Regions from separate parts of the Mus musculus genome. Here region 1 is linked to region 2. A link is a loop called in an ENCODE intact Hi-C map of the cell type or tissue named here. Cell type or tissue: left cerebral cortex. All regions are shown on one strand. Links, peaks and the distances in the headings refer to the core of each region. The heading gives the core; the rest is flanking DNA.

Region 1 (14,867 bases), core at 6,263-11,262, 180 kb before region 2:
CATATGTGCACACTTGATGTGGACATGCCACACTCATATGTGCACCCACACAAGCATGCATACACACTAACATGCCTACACATGTGCATGCCCACAGATGTAGAAATACCCTCAGCATGTGCGCGCACACACACACACACACACACACACACACACACACACGAGAGCACATTTACATTCATGGACATACCTCTACCCACACCATACACACACATATGCATGCATGCTTACGTATGTGGGCACATGCAAGGATGCATGTCAATGCATGAACACATGTAGTGCATGCACAAGTGAATGGGCCAAGAAATGACTAACACAGTAACCTGCCATGAGCCTTGGGGTGTTACCTTGCTCTAAGGGTTCACACTTGGCACAGAGATGAATGCTGGCTCCCTCTGATTGTTGTCTTCAAGGGGCAAATGAGGTCTCTGAGATTGTTCTGAGGAACTGAGAAAGAAGAGGGTGGAGGTGGCATTCGGGCAGGTCTGAGGGAAGGATGAGGTAGGAGTGAGGCCAGGGCAGCTGCTGAGACCGGCTTCTCAGCACATACGGCTGTAGGTACACAGTACATCAGACAGGTCTACAGAGCACTATGGTGGGATTGGAACATGTGCACCCTTATTTGAGCCAGAGAGGGTGCCTAGGCAGAAACCCCCTCTACTTCCCTTATGGACAGATCATTCACTGTTAGTACTTGGCACTCGCAAGTGATGAACAGCGAGGTCGCTCTCCTTGTTTACACCTATAACTCTGTGTGTGTGTGTATGGTGTGTCTGTGTGTCTCTGTGTGTGTCTGTGTTTGTGTGTGTAGAGGTAGAAACAACAGGTATGAAACAAATACAAATAACAAAAATCTAGTCCTACCTTAGAATCTAAGCAGACAGAATCTAGGACAACCCACAGATACCCAAATCATGTCTAGGGCTCTGGCACAGGTAGCATGATGTCAATGTGTAACCTGTTCTCATCACCTCTGATGTTTGCAGTAACCTTTCTTTCTTGCTGTGCTACAAGAAGCTATGTGAGGGGCGCTCCCATTCCCTCTCATTGCTGACCTAAAATAGCCCAACGACAAGCATCTTAGGGGAAGAAGGTTTTAACTTGGTTTTATCCCTACATGAGAGTCAAGGTAGCCGGCACTTAAAGTAACTAGTCACATCATAATCACAGTCAAGGACAGGGGAAGTGGATGTGATACACACACCCTCATTTGCTTGCTTGCTTGTCTGATTGCTAAATTTCTCTACTCATACATCCATCCTATGAGGGGCTGATGCCACTCACAGAGGTCAGTTACTTAAGACAATTCCCCATTGACATCCATCATCCTAGGGAGTGATGCCACCTACAGAGGGCTAAGTCAATTACTTATAACATTCCTTAGGCTGAAAAGATGGCTCAGCGGTTAAGAGCACCGAGTGCTCTCCCAGAGGTCCTGAGTTCTATTCCCAGCAATCACATGGTGGCTCACAAACATCTGTAATGGAATACTATGCCCTCTTCTGGTGTGTCTGAAGACAGCTACAGTGTGCTCGTATAAATAAAATTGATTAAAAAACAAAAAAGACAATCCCCTAATTCCCCATGGATGTACTTGTAGTCCTACCCAATAGTGACAATTCTTCACCAAGACCTTTTCTAGGTGACTCAAGGTTGTGTCAAGTTGACAGTCAAAACTAACCAGCAGCTGGTTGTCCATGCATGATCAGGAAGCAGGGGTGGGATAGGCTATCACCTCTTAAGTCTCACCTCAGTGACTCACTTCCTCCAGGGAGGCTGCACCTCAGAATATTCTGCAACCTTCTATACCACCACCACCACCACCACCACCACCACCACCACCAGTTGACAGCCAAGCCTTCAAACCCATGGGTTCTTTTATATCAGAACCACAACATCCCAAAGAATTTGATTCTCACTGTACCCATGATTACTCGTGAGGGTTTAGGGAAAGATGGTGATGGAAATGTTTGTCAGTGTTCACTTAGACATGTTCTCTTCTGATCTGGCCGGTGATTGGTGGACTCTGTGAATGTGGAGTCCATGGGTAGAGGGCTGCTGTAGTCATGAGCGATGTGAAGGGCTTGAGGAATGGTTGAACAGGAAGAATCCCACAAAGTGTTAGAGATTCGGAGGCTGTGAGGTATCTCTGAGAAGATGACGCTTAGACAAAGGCTTGGGGAAGAGAAGCAGCAGTTCGGAGGAGCACATATGTGAAAATATAATTCACATATAGTCACATGTAGTCACTACGGCATTACATAAACAACCCAGCTTGTCTCCCTTTGCCCAGAGAAGGAGCCTCTGCTCCCATGTGCCGCCAGTGTCAGGAGGCAATTCTCTGTGCCATTTGCAGCATAGCACGGTATCTTTAGCACTAATGATCTCTGGGCTGAGTTGCCACAAAGGGTCTAGAATATTACATAATCAACCCTTAGCAGCTCTGAAATAACATTATTGAATTAGGCAGAATTGCTTCTGGATGTGTGGCTGCTCTTCCCACAGTAACTGTCCAATCGCTTACTGGCTTAATATGAACCCACGATGGATGTTTAGCTCTGTGTGAGAGGAAATGCTTGCTGATGTCCAGCATGGGCACAGGACCTAGGAAGAAAAGGAACACAAGTTACTGAAAAAGGGATGGCCTGTGTGTGAGGATGGAGCTGGGTAGCCATGCTGCCCTGAAGAAAGAGTTCTATGGTATAGACATACACACACACACACACACACACACACACACACATACACTAAGATAAAAACTAAACTCAAGCATTCAATATGACCTTACAGGACACTGTTATAAACCAACGCCTCACAAAGGATTTCAGGTGGGGCCAGCTGGGAGGAGGATGTGGTATAGCGTTTACCCTCCGTGAGGGACAGGTGGAACGCCAGATAGCCTGAACTCTGTGTTCACCCATCCTGACTTCAGCTATAGCCTGCTGCATTCACATCCAAAGCATACACTTTCCCTTCATAGCCACCATGCCATGCACTGGAGAGGAGCTACGGTCTTGGTGACCACTGTCCCTTACTGATTTGCATTGCACCTCTACAATAGGAGGTTAAGATATGGTTTGGTACTGAAGACTGCAAGTTCCTTCTCTGGCATTCAGACTTCACTTTCCTACTCTTTTCTTCCTCTCTTCCAGTAGAACCTGCCAGGCCCGTAGTGTCAGCCGCCCGCTGCTTCAGCTACTGGCCTCTCCTCTGTTCATCCATTATGGTAGATTGATTGTGTATTGATGTCCTCAGTCCTGGAACTCAGGGAGGTCATTTCACTTGGAAATAAGACCTTGAAGGCGTGATCAAGCTAGACTGAGGCACTTCTGTCTAGGGTTAGCCATGCACAATTCTGATGTCCACATGAGAAGAGACGAAACCAGGCTCAGAGGCACACAGGAAGGGCGATGGAGTCAGAGACAGAGAGATGACTTAGCTGAGGAAAGCCACAGATGTCTAATCACTGCCAGGTGCTGGTAGAGAGGCCATGAATGGACCAAGCTGCCAAAACCTGACCTCAGGCTTCCAGGCCCAGAACGTGAGAGAACATGCCACCTTACCCTAGTGTGACAGGAAACCACACAGTAACCCTACAGGATTCTTTTTTACCCGTCCCTCTTACCACACAGCCCACCCATCTCTCAAGTTCTCCCCTGTCTCAACCCAGTGTTTAACCTCCTGCTTCCTCAGATGAGGCCTGACAAAGCTCTCACGTTTTCACCTGCCCTTTCTTCCCTCCAGAGCACACACTGCACGTGTAATGTAATGTGTATGCGTTGATGCTGACTTGTGCATTGTTTGGCCCCTTTACTGGTCAGTGAGTATCATGAGAACAGGACTTGGTGTATTTTGTTCAGTGTTACAGACTGGGACTCAGCAGGGCTTGGGCTTGGGAGGTGTTCAGTACTTGTTGGGCAGATGAATGAATAATCATATGGATGGATGGACAGATGGACGGATGGATGGATGGATGGACAGATGGATGGATGGATGGATGGATGGATGGATGGACAGATGGGTGGATGGACAGGCAGATGGATGGATGGGCAGATGGGTAGATACCCAGATGGGTGAATATATGGGCTGTGGATAGATGGATAAATGGATTAATGAGCAGGGAGATGGGTAAGTAGATGTGTGGATGGATAGATGGATGTACTGTAAGGATAGATGAATGAATAATAAGATGGGAGGTAAGGAGATCAATAGCTGAGATAAATATTAGGTGCATGGGTGGATGGACAGGCAGTGGATAGGTGAACACACGGATAATCAGATCATCAGGTTAGAGGATGAGGGGCTGGATATATGATTGACGGATGACAGATGAAGTATTGGTGGATAGGTAGACGGTTATATGAATAGATTTATCTATAAGTGGGTAAACGGGTGGGTGAACAGAAGGCTCACTGGAAAACTGAAATGAGTAAGAAGGAGATGAATTCCTTGATTTTCCCAGTGTCTCACAAAATAGAACTCTCTCTGTGTGTGTTACCCAAGCATTAGAGATGGAGTCCCCTCTCTGTACCCCCTTTCTACCTAGAGTTTGCATGTTCACAAATATCACTTCGCATAGTCCTCACTAGAAGCACACACTGTCCTGTCTCTGTTCTACAGGTGAGGAGCGTGAGGTTGGCGGTGACTCGCCTGAGTTCATCCCAGGAAGCCATCTCTGTCTCTCACAAAGCCCCGTGTGAGCAAAGGTTCACACAACTGGCACAGCCATGCAGTTGTGGCCCTGCTGTACCTTGGAAAAGATGCAAGACACAGCCTGTGTGTTTCCAGGATGCGCTGTTCCACACTCGTGCTTCTGCTGATGTTGGAGGTGTGTTAGAAGCTTGTCTCACTAGAACATTCTCCGAGTTCTTTATATACTCAGAATTATACCTTGAGGGAGGTCAGCGTAACATGGGCCTCAGAGAGACCCTCCTCTCCCCATCTGGATCCTCTCCAGGAGGATCTTCACACCTCATGCTTGTCCTCTTTGAGTCCTTGTCATGAGGACTGTCTCTAGTTCTGGTGACCTACTCACACTTTGCAAACCACCCTAAGAGCTAATCTTCACAGATGCCTAAGTATATCTCTGTATAACTTGGCTGCATCTTTCCTAGCAGGGAGCAGAAACTTGAGAGTGTGTAAGTTGTAATGTGTCCTACCCCGGATCCCATGATGCAAGGGAAAGGCGAAGCTGAGGAGGTACAGCAAGGTGTCTTCAGTGGACACAGACTGAAGCTGGCTCTAACCACGTGCATCTGGCGATGGAATTGGCAGCTCAAGGGCAGGCTGCCATATGCCTTCCAAGGTCCCTCTGGTGTAACAGAACAAGGATGACTGCATTGCTCCAGCCCCTGGGATAATAACGCACCTGCTCGTTTGCAGTAGATTGGGCATGAGAAAGGAGGTGAATGCCACAGTCAGTTCAGTCCCAGGCTAATCATTACAATTATCGGAGGCATACCGCATTGTGTGGGGACAAAAGTCCCTTCCTCTGGTGTCCCCGAGCTGGCTTTGTGGTGTGGGTGACACTTAAGGCTGGCCGTGAAGGAGAAAGGAAACACCTGTGTGATGGTTAGTTCGCTAACTTGATGCTGCTGTAACAGGCACGGGGTGGGGGTGAGGCATTTCCTTGATTAATGACTGATGTGGGAGGGCCCAGCCCATTGTGGGCACTGCTACCCCTGGGCAGGATCAGCACCCCTTTATGATCTCTGCTTCAGTTCCTGCCTCCAGGTTCCTGCTTTGACTACCTTCCATGATAACGTGCTAGTGAGACGTCTGTGTGAAAACCCTTTCCTACCTGAGCTGCTTTCAGCCATGGTCTTTACCATAGCAATAGGAAGTAAAATCAAATGGCTGGACTACGGAGAGATGTTTGGCAATTGTCTGAGAAGCCGTGGGCACGATCCTATTTGCTCTTTCTTCTTCCTCTCTGCTTCTGGATGAGCCATTTTGCAAAACTTGATGTGAGGTCATGGGTTAAAAGGACATACCTCTCAGCAGGTGGTCAGGGCAGTGGTGGTTCCAGAAGCATCTACAGTATGCCAGAGGCCCCGTATGGAAGGGAAGCCCAGCTTTGTCTTGGTTTGTTGTCATAGGCACCTGCCACGGGTACAGGATTGGTCCATGTTCCCTCATAGAACCTTGCTCTGTTCCTCTGTGGATGTCACATCGTGGGTCAGTCCAGTGGCCGTCCTGCTGACAGAGAAGCGATGGTTGCTTCAGAAGTGTGATTTTGCAGAACTTTAACTACACAGGCTGACAAAACCCTAACCAAGAGTGCACAGTCTTCCTTTATCATCAGCTACCTTAGAACTGCCGGCCTTCAGAGTGCTGTGGACAGGGTCTGGTTCCCAGGCTGTTCCCAGCACAGAGGACGCCCTCCCCCCACTGCACCAAAGCCTGTGTTAGCAGCTGGAGGCAGTTCCACCTGTGGGCCTTTTAGCCTTTCTTCGCATTTTTCTGCCTTTAACAACACAGCGAGTGAGGGTCTACTGTTTCTACTTAATTTCTGAATATTTGTCTACTATCACACAGCATTTGTGATAAGATCCATTTCCCGTTCAACAGCTTCAAACTTAGCACCTGAGGCAACTTTCTGTCTTAGTGGGACACAGATGAGAGTGAGCCCTGGAATTGATGGGGTCTTAGGCTCGCTCTAAAATACCCTTGTGGGCATGCTGTCTCAAGCTCCTGAAGGTGGGGTCCCTCCTCTCCTCTCTCTCTCTCATGCCCACTCCCCCCTCAATTATCTGGGAGAAAAGGATAACGGTAAGTGGACAGGAGATTTTACAAATCCGGATTTATTCTTAGAAAATACGCAGGCTTATATTTTTATTTTATCATGCCTTTGGGGTGTCTTCTGTGGATTCCCTCTCCCCCCTCTCCTCCCTCTCCCTTTTCTTTTCACCTTTCTCCCTTCCTATTTTCTTCCTCCTATACCCTTCTACACCCCTATGTTCTCTCCTCCCTGCCCCACCCCACCCTTCCTCCTTTATAGCCCAGTCTCACCCCTTCAGAACATGTCGGTAAAACACAAATCTCAGAACAGTCTGCTGGGGGCAACTCACTCAGCCTTATGTGTTGGCCTCTTGGTGAAGCTAGCGTGGACCACGTGTCATGTCTGCAGTGCCTGGGTCTCTGGAATCACAATGTTCAGGCCATAGGCAGCTGTGTTACCTAGGATGCAGTGCAGGGCATCTGTCTCTTTTGACCATGCTCACCAAGGCTAGAGGACCACGGGCATCAGTGGAGCTGTGGAGTGTGGAGGGATCAGGGAGTGTGGTCCCCACACTGGGCCATGCTGCCCTATTCTGCAGTAGTCCCTGAGGTGCTTGGTTGGTTGTGTGCCTTTTCTTGGAGGGACATCTGGTCTGACAGATGGGTCCCTGTTTGTTTTCCAGTGCAGTGACAGGTCATTTCTGCATACACAACTGTAGGGACTAAAGGACTCTAGAGAGATGCAAACCTGCTTCAGGACTGCCACCAGAAGGAAATTGGAGCCCATTTTTACACACTCAGCTGGAGATGGTAAAGTCTGCCCCTGGTCTCTGAAATTCCTTCTGGGACCTTTGGGACAGAAGGGACGTGGCTCTGCAGTTCAGTGAGTAATGCCTTGGGAACTTGCCACATGGAACTCTCTAGGACATGTGTACGTGGTTCACTCATCTCTTCTACTCAGAGAATCATTCAAGGGTGGCAGAGATATCCCTCTTGGGGCTTGGGAGCTGGGATAGAGTGGGGTGGACCTTTTGCTTGCAAGAGAATGCAGGGCTAAGCAGTAAGGTGGCCTGGACTTCGCCTTCCTGGCCCAAGGTGTCTGCTGCTTGTTCCCAGAAGCACGAGATCCCTTCTCCAGAGCCCTTAAAACCAGCAAACACCAGCAGGGAGGTGTCTCATTTTGAACACTACACTTGGAACTTTCCCTTCAGAAGTGGTTCAGGGGTCCCCAGCATTACCATCTGGCTATGGGTGTGGTTTTGGCCCTGCCAATCACCGTTTATTGAATGGACACTTTGTGAACATTGGAAATCCAATGCAGTCCATGCCCAGGTACTGTTGGGCAGCAAGGGCTGCACTTGGAGGTAGACACGGCCTCTGTTCGTGACTGAAGAATTTGTCTGAACCGTGTTTGAATCCAGTCCCCATGAGCCACGGTGAGAGGTGCTGAGCTCTGGGCTAAGGAGTTTCTCCCCAGGTTCCGCTGCATTTCCGACTTCTGCAAATAGATGGCACTTTCGGCTAACCCTAGAGCGGCCGAGAACTATAGCGACGCGGAGTGAAATGCCTTCCTTGCTATTCTACTGGAAGCCAAGAAATTAAAATTAAGCCTCTCTGAAGACAGCTTTCTGGAGCTCTCTTAAATGCTAAAACCTTAAACACACAACCACCCAGGTATGAAAAGGAGTGCATTGTGCTGTATGCTCTCACAGTTTTTAGTATTCATCGAGGCATGGCAGTCTTCGATCCTGGATAGTGGGAGTGGGGCGGGGGGGATTCTATAAAGAAAGTTTTATTTGAAAATATGACTGTGTGAGCCTGACTGTGTTCTCAGGGTCCTCAGAAGGCCTCGCTTTCTCTCCTTGTTTTGTTTGTCTGTGCACATGTATCTGGCCGTGCACACGGGGGACACACACAAGAGCGCGTGTGCACATGCGGCTCACGAGGGTGGCACATGGACCCTCACGCACACAGAGGGGAAAAAAATCAGGCTGTTGTCTTGCAAGTGTTACTTATCATATTAATTAAAATCTGGTGACATGATAACACCACCAGCTGTGTGGGAAAGCCAGGGAAATTAACAAACGTTTGATTTGTTGTGTTGCTAATGTGACACTTATTATACAGGTCACACTGAAACAATACCTCTGCCAAAATATGCTAATGTACAGGGAACTGCTAGGGTGGTGGAGATGCTGGTGTGTTCTGAGCAGAGGGTTAGCTCGGAGGGGATGCTGGTGTGTGGGGAGTGGAAGGCAAAATCTTGGAAGCAGAAGCTGCCTTCTGGGATCTGATCCTTGCAGATCAGTTTCTAAACACTAAGTCTCTGGATGTAAAAATCCAGACAAGTGATTTTTTTTGTTTTTGTTTTTGTTTTTTGAGGGGGGTGGACAGTATATAGTTAAGAATGTATTTTAAATAATCTGAGTATGGCTAGCAAATAGTTCTGAGTTTTGGAAGCCGTTTCGTTATCCCTTGAGACCGATTTCTGCGGAATCTGAGTGAGTCAGCTGTAAACACTCGTTTATGGTCCAACTATGTGGTCTCAGCTTTCAGCATCATAACTACATCGTGCTTAAAGACTCACTGTGGCCCCCATTTCTAAGTCCTGGAAGCTACAAAATGTTTCTGCTATACTCAAAGTCTAACTTGTTTTTAAAAATAGTATAAGCAGATCACGTTAAACGATGTTGTCACACCTGTCCCCTCCTCTCCTGCTGGCCCCTCCCCTCTGGTCCTGCATCCTTGGCTCAAATCTGTGGGTTTCTAAATATCCTGAGGAAGGGAGAGAGAAGATCTTACAGGTGGGCTTCATGGAGCTGGGTTTTGCATTTGTTCCCAAGGCCCACAGGGCATCTGGCTTCTCTCAGTGATGCCTCCCTGTTTTGATGGTGTTCAAGTGCTGTGTGTGGCCTTGAGTGCATTTCATAATACACTGTACAAATCCAGGCTGGGCACAGGTATCCTTTGTTTTATAGAGAAATGGCTCAGCTTGGAAGAAAGGTCAGGTGTAAGGTCAGGGATGAGATGTCACCTGACCAGGTGAAGTCACAGGCCTGGAAGGCAGTGGACAGGACAGAGGCTGGAGGGGGTGGGCCAGCCCCATGGCTCTTCAGAATCTCACTGCACCCTTTATGACAAAACAAATATTGGTTGTCTGTGGGGTCTGTCCTAGGAAAATGTCAGCACAGCACCAAGACAGGCCAGGAGCAGGTGTGGACCACACCTTCTCTGTGGGCTCGGCTGAGGACCTCAGCATATGCAGAATAAACTTATGATACGCAGTTTCCCATCTGGGTCAAGGTTGGGGCATGGCTCTGTGTGTCGTAGCATGGGGGCCCTAAAGCCTTCACTCTTCTATGGGCAAGAGTCTGGCAGGCCCAGGCTTGAAGTAGCTACTTTTGAAATGCACAGTGACAGTTGTCTTCGAGCTGCTTGTCTATGCTGAGCAGAGAGAGTCCTCGCTGCTGATTAAATCTATATAAATAAACACAGTGACGACTCGTGAGAGAGAGCTCGAAGCGCCATTGGGATAAAATATGATACTGTGCACACATATTCTTAGTCATTAGGAGGTAATTTTCAACCCTATTCATGCTGCTGGAGCTCGGCAAGGTTAGCTCGCCAACGACACTTCCTTTTCTCTAAATCCAGTGGCTTTAATTAAGCCTGCGTGACAGAACTGGCATTTCAAAATACAAAGACATTTAACTCTGAGGGAAAAAAATAGTTTATTTAGCTTTGAATGGATTTTTTTTTTTTTTTTTTTGGCTTTGAAGAGCTTGGTTTTTTTTTTTCCCCTTAAACATTAAATTATTAATGAAAGAGCAAACCTGATAAACAGTGGGTGACTGTTGGTTGTGGCAACTGGGTACATACTATAAAGCAGGGATAATTTTCCTGTGGTTTTCGGGGCCTTCTCTCTTTCTCCTGGAAGATACTTGCTGAGGGCTTGAGAGAGGTTTTGTGTGAGCTTCCTGCCTGGAGGCAGTCTGGTATGGTACCGTGCTCAGTAATGCTGGGGCAGCAGGCTTGGGATGGAGACCCGGATGTAGGGGGTGTGATTTGAGTCTCTTAGATAAGGGCCATCCAATGGAACCATCTGTATACATTAAGCCACTTTTCCAGGCGTGTCCCTCTGTCAAGGTAAGCTGAGTGACTGGGGGATACCCCTCGGGAGCCGTGCGATTCCTCAAAAAAATTTAAAAAAAAAAGAAAGAAAGGAAAAGAAAGAAAAAAGAAAGAAAGAAAAGAAAGGAGAAGAAAAGAGAAAAGCATAGAAAAGATCAAAGGTGACACAGGCACCCACCAGTAACAACAAAGTCTGACCAATCCTGAGCCTATTGTAATTTGTTAGTGGACATTAACCATCCCCCACTCCTCGCCCAAAGCAGCGGCCAGTTAATATCATGGAACTTTAACTGCCAATCACTGAATAGTGGTGTGGAGACCTGCTACCTGCTTCTGGCTTACTTCTGGTCACCCTGTTTTGTGCTTTCAGAGCACAGAGCCCAATCCGGTTGGTGGCAGAGTAACTTTAAAAGGCTGAACATAGCGAGTTCTGACCAAGTCCTATGATTCATGGGGGAGCAACCACTGCTAATGGCTGATGGCTGACACTGTACCCAGGACTTTGGCCTCATCTATTCCATAATTTTCTCTCCACTACAGTTCCGGCTGTTTTTTCCAAATGCCTGTTTTTATCACCTTTTTTTTTTTTTCCAAGTTACCCTTCAACCAGCTTTTCATGCCCTCTGACTCCCTCCCTGAAGTTGGTCAGACCACCAGCATCTCAGCATGCCCACCCTCACTGTACCTTGCTTTTTTTTGGGGGGGGGGATGCTCTGAGTACTTCCAGGCACTGCCGTCAGGCCACTGTGGCTCCTTGTAACCACAGTCATCTAACAGTTCATTCATTGCAGGAGACCTACAACAGTGAATTTACACAACACAGTAGAGTCTGTTGGAGTTCTCAGTCTGCTTAAAGAAACTAAGAGGCCACTGTATGACAACAGACAGTATTCTATACACTAGGAAGCCGCTGTGTGAAACAGACAGTATCCCACACTAAGAAGGTGCTATGTGAAACAGACAGTATTCCACGCTTCCAGCCCTAACCAGGGAGCTCATGTCACTGAGCCACAAAGCTATTGTGTACCTGTGCTGCAGAAAGGGTCAGGATTTGGCTTCTTTCTCTCTCTCTCTCTCTCTCTCTCTCTCTCTCTCTCTCTCCTTACCTCTCCCAAAAGAGTGTATGTGTGTGTGTGTGTGTGTGTGTGTATGAGTGAGTGAGAGAGAGAGAGAGAGCAGCCTGAGGCATATAAGAATTATGAATTTATATGATTAGTGGCAATGACACTTAGTTGTTTCTTTGCTTACAAGTGAGGCCCAGATGTGGCTTCTGCTACTTCACTTACCAGGGTGGCTCGGAACCATCTTTTATTTAGAGTGAACTGAACGTTATTCTGGCCATTGTGCTTCTGTGCCTGCCAGCATGGATATTAATATATTACTCATTTCCACTAATTTCCCACAAATGCCGGGGAGGGTGTGGTGTAGAGAGAAGACATTCAAAACATACCATTTGGATTTTAAGGACAGCATTTGCAAAAGAGCAATTTCCATATATCAACACTTTTTGGTGTGATCCACGAAACATTTTGATATGATTTAGCAAAAACAGCTTTTGCATTGGGTGTGTTATAGCTGGCCTCATCTGCATCTCTAAAGACTGCAGAATGGAATCACATTAGGTAAAATTCAATGCCGCCAAGAAAGGAGTGCTCTGTTAATGCAGTCCTCTGGTAGAAATCTGAAATGCACAGAAGTCATACAATTCTGGGTTCCGGTTCTGGCAGTAATTACAGGCCGCTCAGATTTGCATAGTTTGGCATTGCAGATGCCCTGAGACTTTCTCGCCTTTGCTCAGTCCAACAATTGCTGGGAAGGAGACCTAGAGGTGATGGATCCATTGAAAACTGGCTTCTCTCAGTTTAATCACGGCGGGTATTTCCAAAGTGAAGCTTTGGGCACAGAGTCTTATTAGAAGTGGCAGCTGTGACACGAGGCAGGCCCTGAAGCAGAGCCGTGGGAGGGTACAGCTCTGCTTCCAGTAGGAACATGTGGTGTCAGGCCAGGGTCTATCTGCCAGCCCTACCATTCATCTCCATTCCAGCAAATCAAGCTTATGAAGATAGCTTCTTGGATGGGTGTGTGTGGGGATAGGCTCATGGGTGTTTATGGGGATAGGGTCATGGGTGTGTGTGGGGATAGGCTCATGGGTGTGTATGGGGATAGGGTCATGGGTGTGTGTGGGGATAGGCTCATGGGTGTGTGGGGGGATAGGCTCATGGGTGTGTATGGGGATAGGGTCATGGGTGTGTATGGGGATAGGGTCATGGGTGTGTATGGGGATAGGGTCATGGGTGTGTATGGGGATAGGCTCATGGGTGTGTGTGGGGATAGGCTCATGGGTGTGTGTGGGGATAGGCTCATGGGTGTGTGGGGGGATAGGCTCATGGGTGTGTATGGGGATAGGCTCATGGGTGTGTATGGGGATAGGCTCATGGGTGTGTGGGGGGATAGGCTCATGGGTGTGTATGGGGATAGGGTCATGGGTGTGTGTGGGGATAGGATCATGGGTGTGTATGGGGATAGTCATGGGTGTGTATGGGGATAGGCTCATGGGTGTGTGTGGGGATAGGATCATGGGTGTGTATGGGGATAGGTTCATGGGTGTGTGTAGGAATAGGGTCATGGGTGTGTATGGGAATAGGCTCAGGGGTGTGTATGGGGATAGGCTCAGGGGTGTGTATGGGGATAGGGTCATGAAGAGCTGCACTCATACCAGACTCACCCCTCTCCTGATGGTGCAGTACCACCGGTGCTGTCACTGCTGATGTCACTGTTGCCGCTGTCAACATTACCACTGTCACCATGACCACCATGACCACAGCCACCATCATCACTACCATTATCACCATCACCACCATTACCATCACCAGTGCTGCAACCACCACCATGATTTTTTTGCTCTATTCCAAGGTACTTAAAACACCAAATTGTATCATTTCTTTTTATTGGAGTGTATGGATTGTACAGAAGACTTGATTTCATGGTAACATTTTTATACATACATGTAAGGTACTATAGTCAGATCTCCCCACCCATGACCCCACTTGTCCCCTCTCCTCCCAGTGCCCCCTTCTCATTCCCCAACACCCCTCCTACTTGCAAATCTTTTTCTAAGTTGCACATATGAGAATAAAAAAAAAACATGCAATTTCTACCTCTAAGCTAAATATAGCTTATTTCCTTTAGTGTGCTGTTGTTATCCAGTTCAGTCCACTTTTTTCAGCAAATGGCACAATCTCATTTTCCTCAGTGGCTGTTTGGTATCTCTGTGGGTACAGGCCAGATGTTGCCCACTTATTAGGTAAGAGCACTGAAGTTGAGTCCAGGTCTTGGCTATTGTGAATAAAGAATATGGTGGATAGGCATGTCCATGACTCAGCTCTACCCACCTGGGTGTGTCCACATGTGCACATGATACTTTTGTTATGTAGCTCAAAAGGCTGGCTGTTCTGGATTCTGTTCAACTCTGCAGTATGAACATAAATGTTCATCTCACCGTTGCTCCAAGGATGAAGGGCTGGTAGAGACGCTGTCAGGCTTTGAATGTCATACCCTACTGCTCCATGTCCTTTTCTCCTGAAGCTTCCCACCCCCTGCTGGCTTGCGTCACTGGGGACCTGCTGGCCCAGAGCAGACTCTAAGGGCACAGGCGGAGTTTGAACCCTTATCCCTGGAGGCTCCAGCCCAGATGCCCCACTGGGAGCAGGCAGCGCTGGAAATGGGGTGTTTCATCTTCCAGTCTAGCTACTCCAAGGAGCCCAGAGGGGAAATACTGCCTGCTGATGTGTAAAAAACACAGATATTAACAGACCAGCACGCTGGGCAGAGGACAAAAAGATAACTGGGAGGAACCAGGCTGAGTTGTTTGCTGAGCTCCAGTGTGCAGAATCTAGACATGGCTGACACTGCACTGAGGGACTTGCTAGCTCCAGGAGCCGATACTCCTGGTACCTAAGACTCATGCACCCAGTCCACTCATTTATTTATTCTTTCCCTGAAAAAAATGGAACTGT
Region 2 (17,468 bases), core at 6,300-11,299:
GCCAGATACTGTGGCCACAGCAGCGTTCTGGAGTGAGGGGTGAGTGGGTTGGATTGGGAGGAGAGGCATTTAAATTTGCAAATTAAGTTTTTGGCATCATATTTGAACAAATCTCGCCATTCATTTCGTCTTGAATTAAAAAAAAAAAAAAAAAAAAAAGGTGTGCGTGCCGATTCCTGCTCCAGGAAGCACTGGTTGGCTGCCCACCATGCTGCTGATCTGAGAGGAGGAGATGGTTTGCCTTTAATGCACACCTGGGGGAGGGGATTATAGATGAGGACTATTAAGAAAGAAATGATTGGTGCTTCTCCGCATCCTTGGGTGGGGTAGGGGCAGAACTTTCTGGGATCAAGCTGTCGGCAGCCAAGGAAGGAGCAGTTGCATCTGCAAACATGACATGATGTTTTGAAAGCCAGAGCCCTGCCTCACGCAGCCCTCCACATGCGATGGATGCTGCGGCTGTGTGTATCCCTGCTTCCCTCTGTCTGCAGGAGGGGAACCTCGTCTCTCCTGTTGCCCAGGAGAGCCCAGTGTTTCATTTCGTATTCCAGGGATGCAGATTAATCAGTGCTGTACCCAGAGATGACTACCCTGCCCAGAAATCTGCCTATCTGCTTATTGCTGTGCATCCCTGAGTCTAATTTCCTACAGGAACTGATATTAATCACCCTGTTTAAACAGAGGGATTGGGGGGGGGGTCCTAGACAAATGTGACATCTGGTTCTGTAACTTACACGATATATTTTTTCCCTTTCTTTCCAATTTAATGAGACAATGGCCTTAGCGGCCTCATCCTGAAGTGTTTTTTTTGTGCTTGACCTGGGTTATTTGGACAGTGACAGAGACCCAGGTTCCTGTGACTTGTACTTGAGGAATGGAGAAATAGATCTGGAAGTAGGAAGTGTGTACAGGAAGTGTGTACAGGAAGTGTGTACATTTCACTAGTGGTGAGTCGGCACGCCAGGGGAGGTGCCTCATTTATCTCTGGTGTTAAAGTGAAGAAAAATGGCCGTTTTTAAACAGCCCTCACCCCTCCACTCAACGTACTACACACGGAGAAGTTACATCCATCAGCTGTCGGCACCTCTGCCAGGAGTATTTGGCGTATTTTATTCTGGCTGCCTGAAGCACAATGGTGGCTGAGAAAGAAACGGGAGGCGCATGAGCCACTTGCTTAGAAAAATGTGCCGGTGCTCCGAAGCCGCTGCCAGCTGGAAGGACGGCGTGGCATCAGTCACCCCAGATCCTCCACTCTTGTGGAAGCAGAACTGTAGCCAGGATTTTGTTGAGACATGTGCGTGAGCCTTTCCAGCCACCCAGGTTAATTCAGGTTGGCATTGCTTCTCTGTGGGGCCATGTGCAGTGTTCTGGGGGGAAGGGAGAGAGAGGCCAGAGCATGTGAGCAAAGGTTATATTATATGGCTGAGGAGTCCTGGGGACCTTCAGCCCCAGGTACCACTTTGAGACTCCCTAAGCTGGTGTTCCCTGGAAGAGATGAATGTCCACAGGTTCTATGCAGACTCCCCTCAGAACACCGCTAGGTTGAGGACAGGTCCCCAAGGATAGTGTAGTCACTTCTTCCAGCCGATGAGTAGGACACTCCTGGCCACAAGTCATGGGCCAGCAAGAGACAACCAATAGCAGCACTAAAAACTCAACTTGGGGTCCCCTTGCTTAATTAAAAACGCTGTTTCTCATGTTCAGAGTTCCTGCCTTAAATGTATGCTGCTATAGTGACACCAAGAATTGGTTTTGGCTCGTGTCCACCCAAAGGACAGCATCTGCAGGAGTTCCCAACAAGAGTCTCATTGGCCCCTGTGCAATCGCTGAGAGGTGCACAGCTCTCGTTAGTCCTCCCAACACTTACACCGCTTCCTGTGTACAAGTCACAAGGGCATCTCCCTAGGCACGCATCGGCTTAGACGGTTTCTCTCTGTGTTCTAATAGCATTTTATTTGAAGTCTTAAAAGTCCCAAGTGGTTTCAGAGGGCATGATCGCTGGGCTGCCTGTTTTACTAAAAAGTGGCCAAGCTCCAGCATGGGCTGTTTTATGGAGAAATGGCTGGGTCCCGTTCCATTCCTTGCTTTGAAGTCTTGATGGCCCTCAGCTGTCAGAGCTGTGTCTTTTCTGATCTAACTTTAAGCAAAGAAAGCCTTGGAGCAGCCTCTTCTTAGAGAAATGAGGAGACTGAATGATCGAAGAGAGGGGCAGAGATCTGCTGCAGGCTCTCAACCTGCCTGGAAGTGCGATCAGGGCAGGGAATGCAGTAGTACCTTGCTAACAAAGGACCGGAGTCTTAGTTGGTGCAGACACTTATTTTCTGTCAAATTGTCTCGAAGGGATTGATTTTCTTTTGCCCTGACATCCTGCCTGGTATGACTTTTTCTGGGAAGGTGTGAACAGTTCCATTCAAGTCTAGCTTGTGGGCCAGTGAGTATGTTGAATTTATTTACAGAAGCATGCACAACTCACAGACAGCTACACAACTGAAGAAAAGTCCTCCCACCAGCCACCACTGATGCTTGTAAATTGTTGGAGGCATGGGCACTCAGACTCCTCCCACTCCGTGGTATGCATTAATGAACTCGGTCTTGTCTGGTCTCATGTGCACCCTCACAGCTGCCAAGAGTCGAGGGCAGCACCCACAGTTGACTTGTACATGAGGGACAGGCATCCACAGCACTGCCATAGAGATGCACACAGTAGGCATGTTGACAGTTGCTTGACTCTTGGAAAATATCCTCCGAATCACAGTAAGCTCACTCTCAAAATGCCTCTAACTCAATAGACTGTGTCTAACAGAGACTTAACACAGGCACACACACTCTTGAGTGGCCAGCACTGTTAGGACTCAGCCAAACCCCCTTGGGTCGCCATGAAGGAGACTGGTAGAAAACACATGTGACCATGAGCGCTCTAGGGAGGAAGATGGAGGAGTGGCCTCAGATTCATTGCAGACTAGTCCAGGGTTAATTGCCTGTATTTCAGATGCCAAAGAGAGAGTGTATGTGTACCCGCCCGTGTGTGTGTGTGTGTGTGTGTGTGTGTACGTGTGTATGTTATATGTGGTGTATATATTATAGATGTATGTGATCATATGTATGCATGTATATGCTTGTATATTGTGTGTATGCAACTGTGTGTTTGTGCTAATATGAATGTGTAGGTATGTGCTATGTATAGCTATATATGTATATTATATGTATATGCACACATATTTATGCTAATTATTTATGAATGGTTATGTGTATGCTATATATATACATACATGTATATGCATAGATGTGTATTTTGTGTATGTGCATTTACATGCTTGTGTATTTGTATGTGTTTGTATATGTGTATATCCACATGCATGCGTTTATACATAGGTGTGTACCTGTCTGTACCTTCAGACTCTGAATACCCAGTCTCCGGCATGATAGCATTTGGCAGTCCCTCTGGGATCTTTGAGCCCTCACTAAGAACATCCACCCAAGACAGCTTCTGTGCTTTTGTCCTATTATTGAGACATTTTGTAAGTGTAAAGTCACATGACTTGGTGGCCCTATCTTGAACAGCACAGGACAAGGACAAGCGTTTCCCAGTGCCATTCCTGAAGCTGATTTTCGTGAAGTTCCATGATAACATAGGTGGGTTTGGCTCCAGGTGAAATTGTATACAATTCACAGGTACAATTCGTAGGTACAAGGCTCAGGTTCCTGAGTAGCCCAGCTCCAGGCCTTCCTTGAGCTTCAGTGTCCTGGTGGGGTCACTACACCAGCTAGCAGGTCCCACTGTAGATGTTAGCAAGCTACTCATGCAACACATACTGAATGTCCACATGGTCCCTTGACCAGCGAGATATGAACAGGGCTGGCCCAGAGCAGCCTCAGCTGGCAGCATCGTTCAGCTCCCATGACCGGCCGTTACTGAACACACTCAGGACATAGATAGCAGTGCCCATCTGTGTGGACATACTGTCACGGTATCACCAAGCCCATCACTACACGGTGACAGCTGATGTCTCTTCAGGTGCGCCGCTGAGCTGGTGTTTAGTTGCCCACTCCTTGCTGCAGCAAACCATTTCACAACAAAGACGCTGAAGGGCAGCAGGGCACCTTTGATCGCTAGGAAGTGGCACGCAGCCTGGCTCGAGCCTGGCCTGTGAATGAGGAACTGGCATCTCTCTGCAGCCACTCATGCTCTGCTTCAGTCACGGTGGAAGTGCAAGTCAATATGAAAGCCAGGGAGTGGGACGGCGTCTCATCCTCAACTTAGAAGAAGACGAACTGAGGTTCTGCAAGTTTGCATTACTGACCAGTTGGTTAACCTTGACCGTGTGCTTAAGCCTTCTTCACCTCCATCCCTCAGGGGTAGGGCATAAGGGAGTAGCCTCTCCCACGGTGAAGGTGAGAAAGGGTGACAGACTTGAAAAGTGTTCCTCTTACAGGTATGACACTCACATTCTAACATCCCTGTGCATGGAGGGCTGTTTACCCCTCCTCACCAGTGCGCAGGCAGAGCCGGGAGATGGGAGCTCACAGTGCGGCTCTCCCTTCTCTTCCTCACTCTGGGCATTCCATTGATTTGCCCCGAAGCTGCAAGATAGCCCAAGCTACAGATATCGGCATAGGGGAACGCGTTTCAGAAGAAAGGCAACTGACGGTAGATGTCAAATATTAAATCCTATCTGGTTATTACCTAGCTTATGAGCCACGGAAGCAGCTTAACAATTACAGCCGTGATTGACTAGGTGGGAACCCAAATCCTAAACATCCAGTGTAGAAGGGATAATTATAACACATTAGCACCTGCTTAGACAAGATTGACAACCCCAGTCTAACATCTGCCTAATATCACTTTCATACTTTGATGCATTCTCCCCTTTGAATGGAGCCACATAAGATTTCCTGAAGAATAACAATAACACACATCTATGTTATTCATTCATAGCACTCCAGCTGCGTGTTTTCCTCGGTCACAGCTTCCTGCTGGCACTTTTACAAGGAAATGGAGTGTGTGGGAAGGGGCTTTGGGACCTAGGCAGGCACCACCACGGTGGAATGTCTCTAACAGAACCATGTTCTTGCTAACCTGACGCATTAAACGAATCCCAAAGTGTGACGGGCAATATTTAGTTTGTCTGCCTAATAAATATTCACACGCATATGCGCATAAATGCCTGTATTATGTGTGTGTGCACCAAGTTGAAAGCCAAAGCCATCTTATGTCCCACAGTGAGAGCTGAGAGTAGCATTTCTGCCTCCTGAACACAGCCTGTCACCACCCAGGAGCTCACAGGGAAGTGGGTGCATGCTGTGACAACTGATACAATGTAGCCACTCCTGTTCTTTCTATTTGAAGACTGTTCTAGAAGCCTGTTGAAGGGGATGCCTGTGTCTTTTGGTTGGCTCTGCTTCCAGAATTCCGTGATTAAAGGCATGAACCACCAGGCCTGGCTGTTAGGTTTTTTTTTTTTTTTAAACAAAACAAAACAAAACAGAATATGAGTTTATAGTTTTCTACAATACAATCTAATAATTTTTTCTTTCTCTTTTGCACGTGTATGAGTGGGTGATATGTGTCTATGTCTGTGTGTTCATGTGTGTGTAGGCACATAAGTTTAAGTGCGTGTGTATTGAGGCCCAACATAGGAAGTAGGTGTCCTCTTCAATTACTTTCTACTTTATCGATTGGAGAGTATAAAAAGGAAACTAGGCTGAGCACAGATCTTCATTGCTGTCTGCTTCTTGGTTGTGGACATGGTGTGACCTGGCTGGCTGCGGTGACTTCCCCACCAGGATGGGCTGTACTCTTGATTCCTCTGATATGGCTTCTCTCAAGGTGTTCCACCACAGCAGCAGGAAGAGTGAACAAGGCAGTGACTTCTGAAGGCTGGTCTTCAAGCACCGAACAAGCGCAGGGTTCTCGACTAATCCTCACTAGTTGCGTGGTGTTACCCCTACACGTTCTGTGGAATTCTTCTGCCGTTTTCTGTCTCTCTACCGGAACATGTGTCTTTCCTGCTTCTCACAGGTCCTCATCTGTTCCCTGAGGTTCTTTTATGAGGTCATGGTGCCTTGTCTTTTGACTGGTCACTTCTTCCTTGTGTATCGCTTCTTTCATAAGTTGTTTAGGTTTAAAAGCGTACACCAGTCCACCTTCAAGAGAGCACAGCTCATAGGTTCTTACAATAATCTTTCTCCAATCCCTCCTCCTGCCTCAATGCTATTTTGTGAAAACCTCTGCTTCTACATACACTGTGTATATGGCTGGATATACAATTCTCTCCCCTGAGCATCTCAAGTAGTAGCTCTCTTGGTCTTTGAATTGGAGACAATTTGACACAATTTAGCACAATTTGGGGGAAGTTTTGGAAACTTTAAAAGATAGGGCATACTGGAGGAAGTAGTTGTGTATACATGGAAGGGTAGTACCCTGGAGCCCCCCTCTCTTGCTTTCTGCTTCCTGTCTGTCTACTGCACGGTGAGGAGCCGCATCTGTCCCCAGCCCTGTGATGCTCAGACTGAGTGGCCATGTGACCAGGAACTGAACCATCTGAAACAATGAGTCAAAGCCCTTTGACATGACACTTTCTGGGTGTTTTTGTCCTGGTCATGAAACGTTACAGATACACAGTTTTTCCTCAGAGCAGGGATGTAGATGTTTTGTAGAAAGCTGAATAGGAAGATCTCAAGTTGCCCAAGTCATGTGATGTCAGTGGACTTTGAGGGTTTGTGGCTCTAATAGATGAGGGTGAAAGGCAGGGAGGACATGTTCTTCCTAGACCCTGGGTAGGGTAGCAGTGGCCACTGTGACCAAAACTGTGTTTTCTCAGCAGGCTTCTGACAGGTTTATATCTCTATCCCTTCAGTTGGTGTCCTTGGTTCCTCATGTCTGTCAGTCAGTACAGTCTCCTTGTACATTTTCAATCTGTCTCCTTAGCCTTTACACTTGTAAGAATTTTTTTTCCCCAAGAAACAATTTCTCCTTCATTTCTGAAGCATGCTGTCATGTACAGAGTTCCGACTGCTGTTTTCTCCTCTGGCAGTTTAAAGGTGTTGCTCCTCTTCATCCTCTTGTCCTGACTTCTGTACCCCACCTGTGTTAGCATTCTGTCTAAACTCCACCCCCCACAGTTACCTGGCAACAGCTAGGTAGGCCTGACCCACTATAAAGGGGGCTGCTTGCCCCCTCCTCCCTCTCTTGCTCTCTTGTTCTCTTATTCTCTTGTTTCTCTCTTCCCTTCTTGGGCTCTTCCCTTCCCCTCTCCCCTATTCCCTTCCCCTCTCTCTTCACGTGGTCATGACTGGCCTCTACTTCTCTATTCTCCCTCTGCCTTTCTCTGCCTCTACTACCCTCTTAGCTCCCCTCCCCATGCCCTGAATAAATTCTATTCTATACTATACCATCGTGTGGCTGGTCCCTCGGGGAAGGGATGCCACACGGCATGGGCTGGCTGAGACATCCCCTTCCCCCAAACCTCACCACACCCACATAGAACATATCCCTTATCTCTTTATCTTTTTATAAGCACATCCACCTGCCTCACTGCAGCCCCTGGCAGCCAATCACACTGCAGTTCCCATTTCTAGGTCCATGGCCTACCATGGTTCTTTGCGATGGCTGCCTTCATGGTTCTGCATCTTGTTTGCAGCAGCTCAGTGTACTGCCTTGGTGTGGATTTTGTTTTGGTTTTAATTATTTCAGCATCACCTTACCTGGGATTTTTCTGAGCTTAGTAGATGTTAGGTGTGCACGGTCTGTGACTTCAGAGGACCCTCTCAGCTGTGATTATGTCTGATGTTTCTCTCGTCTTGTTCTAACCTTCTTCTGGCATCCCAGTCTTCCCTTCTCCAGCCCTGGACTGGATCTACATCTCTGATGCTCTGTGAATTCTGGCTCTCCCCCTCACTGCCCCTCTGCATTCTTGGCTTAGGCATCCCAGGGCTGTGCCTCTTTGCTGCCTTGTGGAACCCGCTGATTTTGATCCCTGAGAACATTGCTGGTGTGTTCCAGCATTTGCTTGTTTTATTTGAGCACTTCCACTTAGTTGTCACTTACATCTGCTGTCTCTCTCCTGAAAGTCCCTTCTGGTATTACATCCAACTCTTTAAAAAATAGTACGTCTGGCTCAGTCTTGAGGAGTTATTCACTGTGGACAGACCTGTCACTAAAGCAGGGACTCTGCCTCCCTGGGGTCCCTAGACAAGGCAGTTCACAGAAAGAAAGTAGAAGGGGAGGTGGCCAGGGCTGAAATAGAACTGGAAGATGTACTCACCAGGCAGAGCTGTTCCAGAATGTGTGGTGCGAGGTGGGGGTGCATGCATTTTGGGCTTGCATTGCACATTTAGAAACCGTTCAAATGGCAAATTTGCCCATGACTGTAATAGCCCAGCAGAGCCTGACAGACTTAGAAGTCTCTCTCTCTCTCTCTCTCTCTCTCTCTCTCTCTCTCTCTCTCTCTCTCTCTCTCTCTCTCTCTCTGTGGTTATTTGCCTTACAAGGTGCTTTCCTGGAGGACTGTAATTCAGCTCTTATTTATAAAGGAAGTTCATGTGATGATGTTTCTCAGGCTATTTTGCTCAGATCTTCTTCTAAGATATCCTAAGAGTGGTCTCAGACATGGATTATTGCTTTGGTGTGGAAAATATATCAAAACAAGATAGGATCAGGGGCTGCATAGGACCACAGGGTCTTACTTTATCACCCACTCCTCCACGCCACCTGAGGGTGCTTGTCTCTTCTGTTGCCCGGGGAAAGGGGAAGCAAGTCTCGTCCCACCATTTCTATCTCTGCAGTTCCTTGCAACGGTCTCTGCATTCAAAAGATCATCCAGGAGGCCTAGCATGTCAGCCACTGGGCAAGAACAGAAGCTCCAGGCCTCTGGGCACATGTATGTGTGTGTAGGGGCATGGAGATTGTCATCTGACAAATGGGTGAGCTCTTGATAAGCCTACACAATTATCCTGAGCACTTAATTGCTGTGGATCTTGTTCAAGAGTGGCCCTGCTGGTTTGTCATGCACACAGTTGTTAAATGGAACTGTGTTGTGTGCTGTCTACTGCCCCAGAACATTACTAGAATTTGCCAAGTTGGCCTGCTCATATCAGATGGAACCCAGTGGAATTATGGTGTGATCAGTCTTCTGGCTGTGACCGTCCTTAGAAGCTGTAGCAAGATATATGTGGCTTATAGACCCAATGGGAGCCAGAATTGAGGGGTTGTAGCCCACAACTGGCCATCTTTGGGGTTACTGTGCATTGACTCTGCTACCTAACCATCAACCAAAATGTGCTTCACTGGAAGCAGCCTTGGGTCTTTGGTGGTGGTGGGGGGGGGATACAGTTATCAGCTGTGCTAGTTACCTTATTACTCCTTGGTAACTAGTCTCTCTAGTCTATTTATTTATTTACCTTGTGCACGCTTTGTGGGATAGATCAGACACCATCTAACAGAACAGGTATGTCCTATCTGCAGCCTGTGGGTTGCATGTAGCCCAGGATAGCTATGGATGCCACCGTACACATCTGAAGATAATCATATTATACGGCAGTGTTTGCAGGCCGGACACACCTGCTGTATGTAGGTTAAGAGGTAGAGATGCAAAGTTCATTAATTCAGATAAGCCAATGAGAGACAAGAGGAGCCCAAAGGCCAGCTAAGCTGGGAAGTGCATGGGCAGGGTCTTGAAACCTGAACCCCAGAAAGGACACATTCACCATCCTTCCCAGAATGCTGGCTGGGGTGCTCACCTCTCTGTTACCCAGCTAACCGGATGGCTCAGGCTTCTAGAAGGAAACCAAAGGAATGCATAATACTCTAAAGATGAAGTTAAGCGCCGTGATAATGAGCAGTCTATAGTGGAGCCGTTCAATCTATTGCTGTTATCTGCTACATTGCTCTATGAAAGCAACTGCTTTACCAATCCCGAAAGCTGGAGTAGCTCGGTGGGGGATAATTGACCAGGTTTGTATTTCTATTCATGGGTTTTAAAAAAGAAGGCGAGGTGGGCTGTGTCCAAGTGCAGCATTTGATTGTGTTAATGAACGTGATAATCAGGTTTGGATGTACAACCGAATGCCTCCTACAAATAGCATGGTGGCCCAACCTGCTGGGCGCCTGTAACCTTGTAAAACCTCAGGCCATTGTCCCCAAATTATTGCATTCATTGTGCCGGGATTACTTTAACTGTATCCAACTAGAATGATTTGTTCCAAAAGAAAGTTCTAAACAAAGGGCTATGTAAGGAAAACACATCGGCCTCCTTTCCCCCTTCCTCCCCTCTGAATCCATACCCTGGGGGTTTGAGCATAAGGATACAGACTTTCCTGAAGCCCACAGGGAGAACTTGGCCTGCTGTCTGAGATGGCAGGTGTCCAGGACTCATCCTGAGAGGCAGCTGGACCTTGCTGCCCACCAATTCCAAAAGACTTGCCTGTTTTATCATGGTCTGCAGGAGGATGAAGGCTTGAGGTGTCCTTCGTGAAAGACATTAGTCCTTAAAGAGGAGACCCTAGCCTCTGCCACTACTGAAAGTCCGCATTTGGGGAAGTCTGAGGTCATTTCATCCTCAGAGTTCCGCTGTGGGGAGAAGGCAGCTCTTCTGCCATGCAGCCTTGTGATGAGAGGCCAGGGACAGGGGAGTTTCTACAACTCACCCATCAGCCATGGGTGAAAGCATCAGAAGAAAAAAAAACTGCATCCACACTGAGCACACACAGCCTCTTGCTGTCTCTGCTCCCTAAGAGGGACCCGGGACAGCTGTTCCCATAGGACTTACAGTGAGTTTTGTTAAGTCACAGTGGAATTATTTAAGGATGGGTGGGATGTGTGTAGCTTGCACTAGTATCTTAGTTTCTTTCCTGTTGTTGTAATAAAATAAGCAACTCAAGAGGAGAAAGGTTTGTGTTGGCTCATAGGTCCTTCTGGCTTCCATTCCACCATGGGCATGCTTAGCATGCTTAGGAAGTGCTCCTGCCCACAGTTAACCTGGGTCTTCTCATATCCACTAGTGTAATCAAGACATTCCCTCACAGATATTCTCAGAGGCTAGCCTCATTCTTTATAATCCTCCCACAGGTGTGTCTAGAAGTCTGCCTCCTAGGTGTCGGGTTGACAGTGAAACTACCATCCCAACTACACACCTTTTTGTATCAGGGACTTGAGCCTCTGCAGATCTGGAGATCCATAGGATCTGTTTTGGAGACAACCATCTGGGGATGCTAAGGATACTTGTATTTTCAACAAACAATCAGCCTTTCAATAGCAATAGCACATCTTATTCTATTAATGTATTTACATATGTCCTCCTTAGATTTTGCATTCTGGGCTCTCGATTATCAAAGCACAGTACTGTGAAAGCATACAATTGAAGTGGCTTCATGGGAAGGACTGGGACCAGTTCTTTCCCATTGACCCATGCTGGGTATTTAAAACCTTCTCTTGATGCAAAGGTCAATGTGGAAATTTAGGAAGTCAGTCCTAATGAGACAGTGGTCTGAGTGACAATAGTGTCTCCCCCTCTCAGGCCATCCTAAGAGGATGAAAATTGTTGGGACATGCCACACAAAATGCAAGAATACTTTAATATATTCCATAGCCTCTTGACATCTTGAAGAGTACAGTCAGGAGGCCCATCCTAAGACCTTGCCTACCTAGGAGCCCTCTGTCCTGTAACACTTGGCTGTCCTGTGGCTCATGTTGCTCCCCAGGGAGGATCCATGAGATGGAAGGAACGTACACACTGGTAGTAATGGCCGTTGTGACCCTCCCTGTATCCTCTTGGGTGGCCTGGGTGTAACCTTAGATCTCTGTGCTTGTGGGTTAGGAAGATGTGCACAAAGAGAGTAAAAGGAAGCTCCTTGCAGCCTCCACATGCAGGGAGCAGAGAGCACAGGACTGTGTTGGCAACTGATCATCTACTCTATTTCTATGAACTCCTATTACCATGGCATCCAAAATCTTGGCAGCTCCAGGCTAAAAACAGAAGCCGGGGGTGGGGGGAGTGTGCCCTTCCTGACTCCAGAGCATCAGGAGTTACGTTCTTCAAGAAACAAAGAACACAGAGCTGGCTGCCTTCCTGACCCTGTGGCTTGAGAAGGAGCCACCTATGGTGGCTCTAGATTGGCCTACAGTGAGCAGGCAGACGTATATATGCTCAGGTCCTGCCTAGAACTGGAAACCTAGGATCCTCAGTCCATCTGCCTATATCTAGGGCCCATTAAAAGGTCAAATGCTTGGCCAGGCCCAGGGCAATTGGTAGAAGAGGCTTCCAAGGAATCTGATGTCATCAGGAACTTCCTGGGACAAGATGAGGTGTACTGAGAACATTGGTTGAGCTTCTAGAAAAATGTTCTGGATCCTGAGAGGGACCCCAGAAAGCTTGCTGGAGGGAAATGTGGGCCCTACATGTTAGACAGCACTGTGTCATGTGAGGACAGCAGGGAGATCAAAGGAAGAAAGCCAGGGTGGGGCAGAGGGTAATGCAGGCCAGCATCATGCAGTCCCACACCTCATGGCCTTCCAAGCACTGAGCACAGCAAGGGTGGCAGGTTCAGGAAGCAACTCTGAACCATTCATACTCTGTGTCTTTGGTTCTGGGCCATACTGAGCCAGTCGAGAGGATTTTAATGGAACGGTCAGTGAATAAACCTTTCTTAAGGTTTTGCAGGTGGGAATTTGGTAATTGCAATGGTTAATATTGACCCTCAATTTGATCAGGTTGAGAGGTGCCTTGGAAGTTACCAAAGCAAACCTTTAGTGTCTCTGCGAGGGCATTTCAGAGAGGATTGACTAAAGGGGCACTACCCTGATTGTGTATGGCACATCCTATAGGCAGAGGGCTTGGATGAGCTAAAGGAGAAGAAGAGGGCACATAACACAGGCTCAATTTCCCCTTCTCTGTTGTGTGAGTGTGTGTGTGCATGTGAGTGTGTGAGTGTATGCACACACATGTGTGTGCGTGTATGTGCATGTGCATGCATATGCATGTGTGTGTGCATGCAAGTGTGAGTGTATATGTGTGTGCACGTGCATGTGTGCATGTGTGAGAATGTGTGCATACAACTGTGTGTGCATGTATGTGCACTGTGTGTACATGTATGTGTGCAGACGAGTGTGTACATGTGAGTCTGTGTGCATACACATGTATGTGTGTGTGTGCATGTGTGTGTGAGTGTGCCTGTGTTTCCTGGCTGCCATGGTATGAGCTGTCAGGCTCTGCCATACCCTGCTCACTATCAGGTATTGAGACTTCTAAAGCAGAGGCAATCAACTCCTTCTGCATTGAGTCAGGCATTGCCATAGCAGCAGCTGGTCGGCCCACAGGACCATCAACTTCTGTCACGAGCGGGGAGGCATTGTTGGCAATAGTCAGCACCTCAGGTTCTGAGCAGAGATGACTGTCTGTGCTCTGTCAGTCCCCTAAAGCCTCATTTCAGTGCTCATATGAGAAGCCTGTCTATAGACAAAATCTTACTTCACAATGCCATGTTGTTTAGGATACATCCCAGGCACAGGGCTTGGGGGCAAGTAGGAGTTGGAGGTTGAGCGCTGTAGTACATGTGTCTGATGAGTTGGCATCCCTTCATGGGAGCTGGCACTCCTTAAGCAGGTGTGGCAGGGCTCTTGCAATCTCTCAGCATGTGGTCCAAGAGCAGAGCCTCCTGGGCTGAGAAGATGAGCTGTTAGGCTGAGCCTGCCTGTGACTACATCAACCATTCCAGCTCTCCTGGAGGAGCTAAATATCTCCTTGAGCAGCCACAGGGGGCATTGGTAGAGCTGATTTCCTGATGCCTAAGATGCCCGTTCCCTGGGCTGTTGGGCTGTTAGAGAATGGGCAGTTTTCTTACCTGAAAAGCCTGTGTTCTAGGTGGATGTTCAGAGTGGACGAAAAGCAAGTTAAAATGAACAGACTGGGTGGACCCTAATCCAAGATCACTGGGGTCTGTGAACAAGGGAGGTGTTACAACTGTATCAGGCACAGTAAATGGAAGGTGGTAGAAAGTTCTGGGAGAGAAAGGCATCTGCAAACCACGGAGCAGCATCAGGCAGTTCCACCCTCATTCTGAGACCCTGACCTTAGCGTCTCGCTTCTTGGACTAACATGACAGGCTCCAGCTGCCCTGCAAAACCCAGCTGAGGGCAAACTCAGTGTCACACCTCAGTGCTTTTGGCACAGGGTCAATGAATTGCTTGGCCTCTCAGAAGAACGCATTACAAGTCCTCCAGGAAACACATCTTGGCGGTGATGCTTGCTTTGAGAAATGCCCAGTGTTTAGGATGCTTGCTTGGAGTTGCTGTTGCTTGGAGAAAATGATGATCTTTTGTTGTGACAGCAAGCATAGCATCTCTGGATACAGCAGTGGGACAAGCCTGTGGTCTGTGTGAGCACCGGGCAGTTTCGATAATGGAGCAGGTTGCCTTCATTTCCTCTTCGAGTCTGATCTGTCCTCAGGTTAAGCACGGTCGTATGGAAGCTTCTCTGTTGGCTCTTTCTCGGCCTCTTCTGTCAGTGTTAAAGTGCTCCCTCAATGATCACTTTCAGTTCCATCCCTTGGAAAGCTCCGATAATTAGATTTAAATCATAAGATATGCTAATGCATGCAGATAGTGGCAGGATGAAGATTTCAAAGGCAGCTTAATGTTCTCTTCCCAGGCAGAGACAATGCAGAGCAGTGTAGATAATAGGCTGTGTGCTGTTCCAAGATCCAGGAAGGTTAAATAAGAGGAGCTGAACATCTAGCAGGGGCTTGGTTCAGTGCTCAGGGCTGGGATCACTAGCAAGTTAACAGCTAATTACCTCCAGGTTTTGCAAAGTGCATTCGGATTGTGCTCTGGTTGGTATGATATGCATGTGCCCAATCCTGCCAAACCCTTCCCTACTGCTAGTCTATGGGGGACACATTGTGAGATATCATGGGGACTTTATAAGATCCTTCTCTCAGAGAGTAACTCACAGAAGAGCCAAGTACAGCCATTCAAACATTACTTGTCAAGCCTCATGGTGGTCAAAAGTATGGAAGGGGTTGGGGAAAGGAGTCCATAAAGCAGAGTGTGTGCATGTGTGCATGTGTGCAGAAGGTGGGAGCCAGGCCTGCTGTGGTAATAGCAGTAAGATCCAACTTTGTCCAAATCCTGCTGGTGTCCAGAAAACACATGGTATCGATGTTGCTGGAGTAGACCCTAGTGGGTGCTCCTAGCATGGCTGTGCCTGGGTGAACTGCAAGATTAGGAAGGAGTCCTGGAGATGACCCTGCTGTGTTTGAGAAGGACCTAACAGTCCTTCTCTAACAGTCTCTAACAGTCAGGGTTGTCAACAGTCAGAGTTGTCAACAGGACCTAGGAGACAGGCTTCTGGGCACACCTGGGAGGGTGTTATCCTCCAGATATTCCCACAAAGGAATATCTTGTTTATGTAAATAGATATAGAAAAGCCCATCGTAATAGTGGGTGGAACCATTCCCTAGACCATATAAAATCTGGAGGGTAAGCAGGGTGTATGTAGCCTGCATAAACTCATTACTCTCTACTCTTGACTGTGGATGCAAAGTAACTGGTTCTTTCCAGCTCCTGACAGTTTGACTTCCCCTCCATGGTGACTGTCAACTCGACCTGTAAGCCAAAGGCCAAAAAACCAAACAATACAAAAAGCAAAATGAAACAAAGCAAAACCTCTTTCTTCCTTAAGTTACTTTTGCCTGATATTTTTATCACAGCAATAGAAAGGAAACTAAGGGTGTCTTAGTTTGGGTTTCTATTACTGTGACAAAACACCAAAAGCAAGTTTGGAAGAAAGGATTTATTTGGCTTATACTTCCAGGTAATAGTCCGTTACTGAGGTAAGTCAGGACAGGAACTCACACAGGGCTGGAACCTGGAGGCAGGAGCTGATGCAGAGGCCATGGAGGGTGCTGCTTACTAGTTTGCTTTACATGGCTTACTCAGCCTGCTTTCTTACAGAACCAGGGTCCACCAGCCCAGGGGGTGATGTGTAGCATTTGTCAAGTTGACACAAAATCAGCTAATACATCCTGTCATTTTGATACCAGCTTGGACTCGACATGCGCTCAACCATCTCAGGTGCCACACTGAAGAAGTCCACTCCTGTAAAAAGGTACCTACCTCATAGGTGGTCTTAGTTAGGTTTTTACTACTGTGAACAGACACCATGACCAAGACAAGTCTTATAAAGGGCAACATTTAATTGGGGCTGGCTTACAGTTTCAGAGGTTCAGTCCATTATCATCAAGATGGCAGCAGGGCAGAATCTAGGCGGGCATGGGGTCGGCAGAGCTGAGAGTTCTACATCTCCATCTGAAGGCTGCTAGTGAAAGACTGACTTCTAGGCAGCTAGGATGAGGGTCTTAAAGCCCACACCCACAGTGACACACCTACTCCAACAAGGCCACACCTTCTAATCATGCCACTCCCTGGGCAGAGCATATACAAACCATCACAGGTAGTGTGGTTTAAGATTCTCCTTGCCTAAAGAGAACATGGCAGAAGTTAACTTTATAGGTCTGGGACCAACTCCCATATCCCATGTGATCTAAAGGAGTATCACTAGTGTGTCCACATCTAACACATCTTGAGCAAGCAAGAGCATTGTGGTACCCAAACTCAAACAGCTGACCAAGAAGTGAGACCCTCCCTGACACTCTATGGGAAGAGAGAGAAAATTCTCCCCATCCTCTCCCCCAACTCCTCTGCCTGTGCAGACAACACATAGTTGCTTATTGCAGATTTCAGTGCCCGTGGCCCTCACCTCTTCCTACCAGAGAATGACATCACTGAGGAGTAGAGAGGGTCTGAGAGCTTCAATGGGCAGGTGAAAAAACAGATGTGTAAGGAGCATAAAGCAGGCCGTGGGGTGGAACACCAGACATCAGAGTCTCTGCAGGGCCACACCACTGCATGGTTGCCTGGCCAGTGACCATGCCAAGCTAGCTTCAAAGCGAAGGATCAAACAGGGATTGCCTTGTTGCTGTGTGTTAGGGAAACGTTTCCTGCAGGAAGCTCTGGAAATAGCCAAGCACAGGGATGTGGGGTTCCAAGGGCTCTGGGAAGAGGCAGGCTAATGACAGGGAAGCGCCAGGATACTATAATATGGGTTGTAGAAATCTGTTTAGAGAAGTGGTTCTCAACTTTCCTGATGCTGTGACCCTTAATACAGTTCCTCATGTGATGAGTCTCAACCATAAAATTATTTTCATTGATACCTCATAACTGGAGTTTTGCTACTGTTCTGACCTGTACTGTAAGTATCTGTGTTTTCTGATGGTCTTAGGTGACCCCTGTGAAAAGGTTGGTTACCCCCGACGGGCCTCAACACAGGTTTAAGATGATATAGCTCATCACATCAATGGACTTTGAGCGGCAAACCAGAGCCTGCTGGGTCTTCCTAAATGCCTGTCCACCCCTTCTGCTTCTGCACCTGTTGGCAGATTTCCTGTAAAGCATGTCACTTGCACTGATATGGGGA

What was found. A loop is a pair of places that touch in the nucleus more often than their neighbours do. Peaks named below come from ENCODE experiments on the same cell type or tissue, not always from the same donor. Only the 100,000 strongest peaks of a DNase experiment are listed, where the experiment ranks them.
Region 1: a loop joins it to region 2, with 2.2 times the contacts of the local background. A loop is called at or near these places in 3 of 42 quality-filtered maps.

What each region holds. Positions count from the first base shown.
Region 1 is chr8:11,991,698-12,006,564 of GRCm38, forward strand. No RefSeq gene overlaps it. Among named protein-coding and RNA genes, the nearest start is that of Tex29, 160 kb to the left of the region's middle. In left cerebral cortex, for the core only: a CTCF peak has its summit at 8,225; DNase peaks (open chromatin) are centred at 8,237 and 10,152.
Region 2 is chr8:12,174,509-12,191,976 of GRCm38, forward strand. No RefSeq gene overlaps it. Among named protein-coding and RNA genes, the nearest start is that of Gm33029, 57 kb to the right of the region's middle. In left cerebral cortex, for the core only: no CTCF peak of the experiment used is centred there; a DNase peak (open chromatin) is centred at 8,285.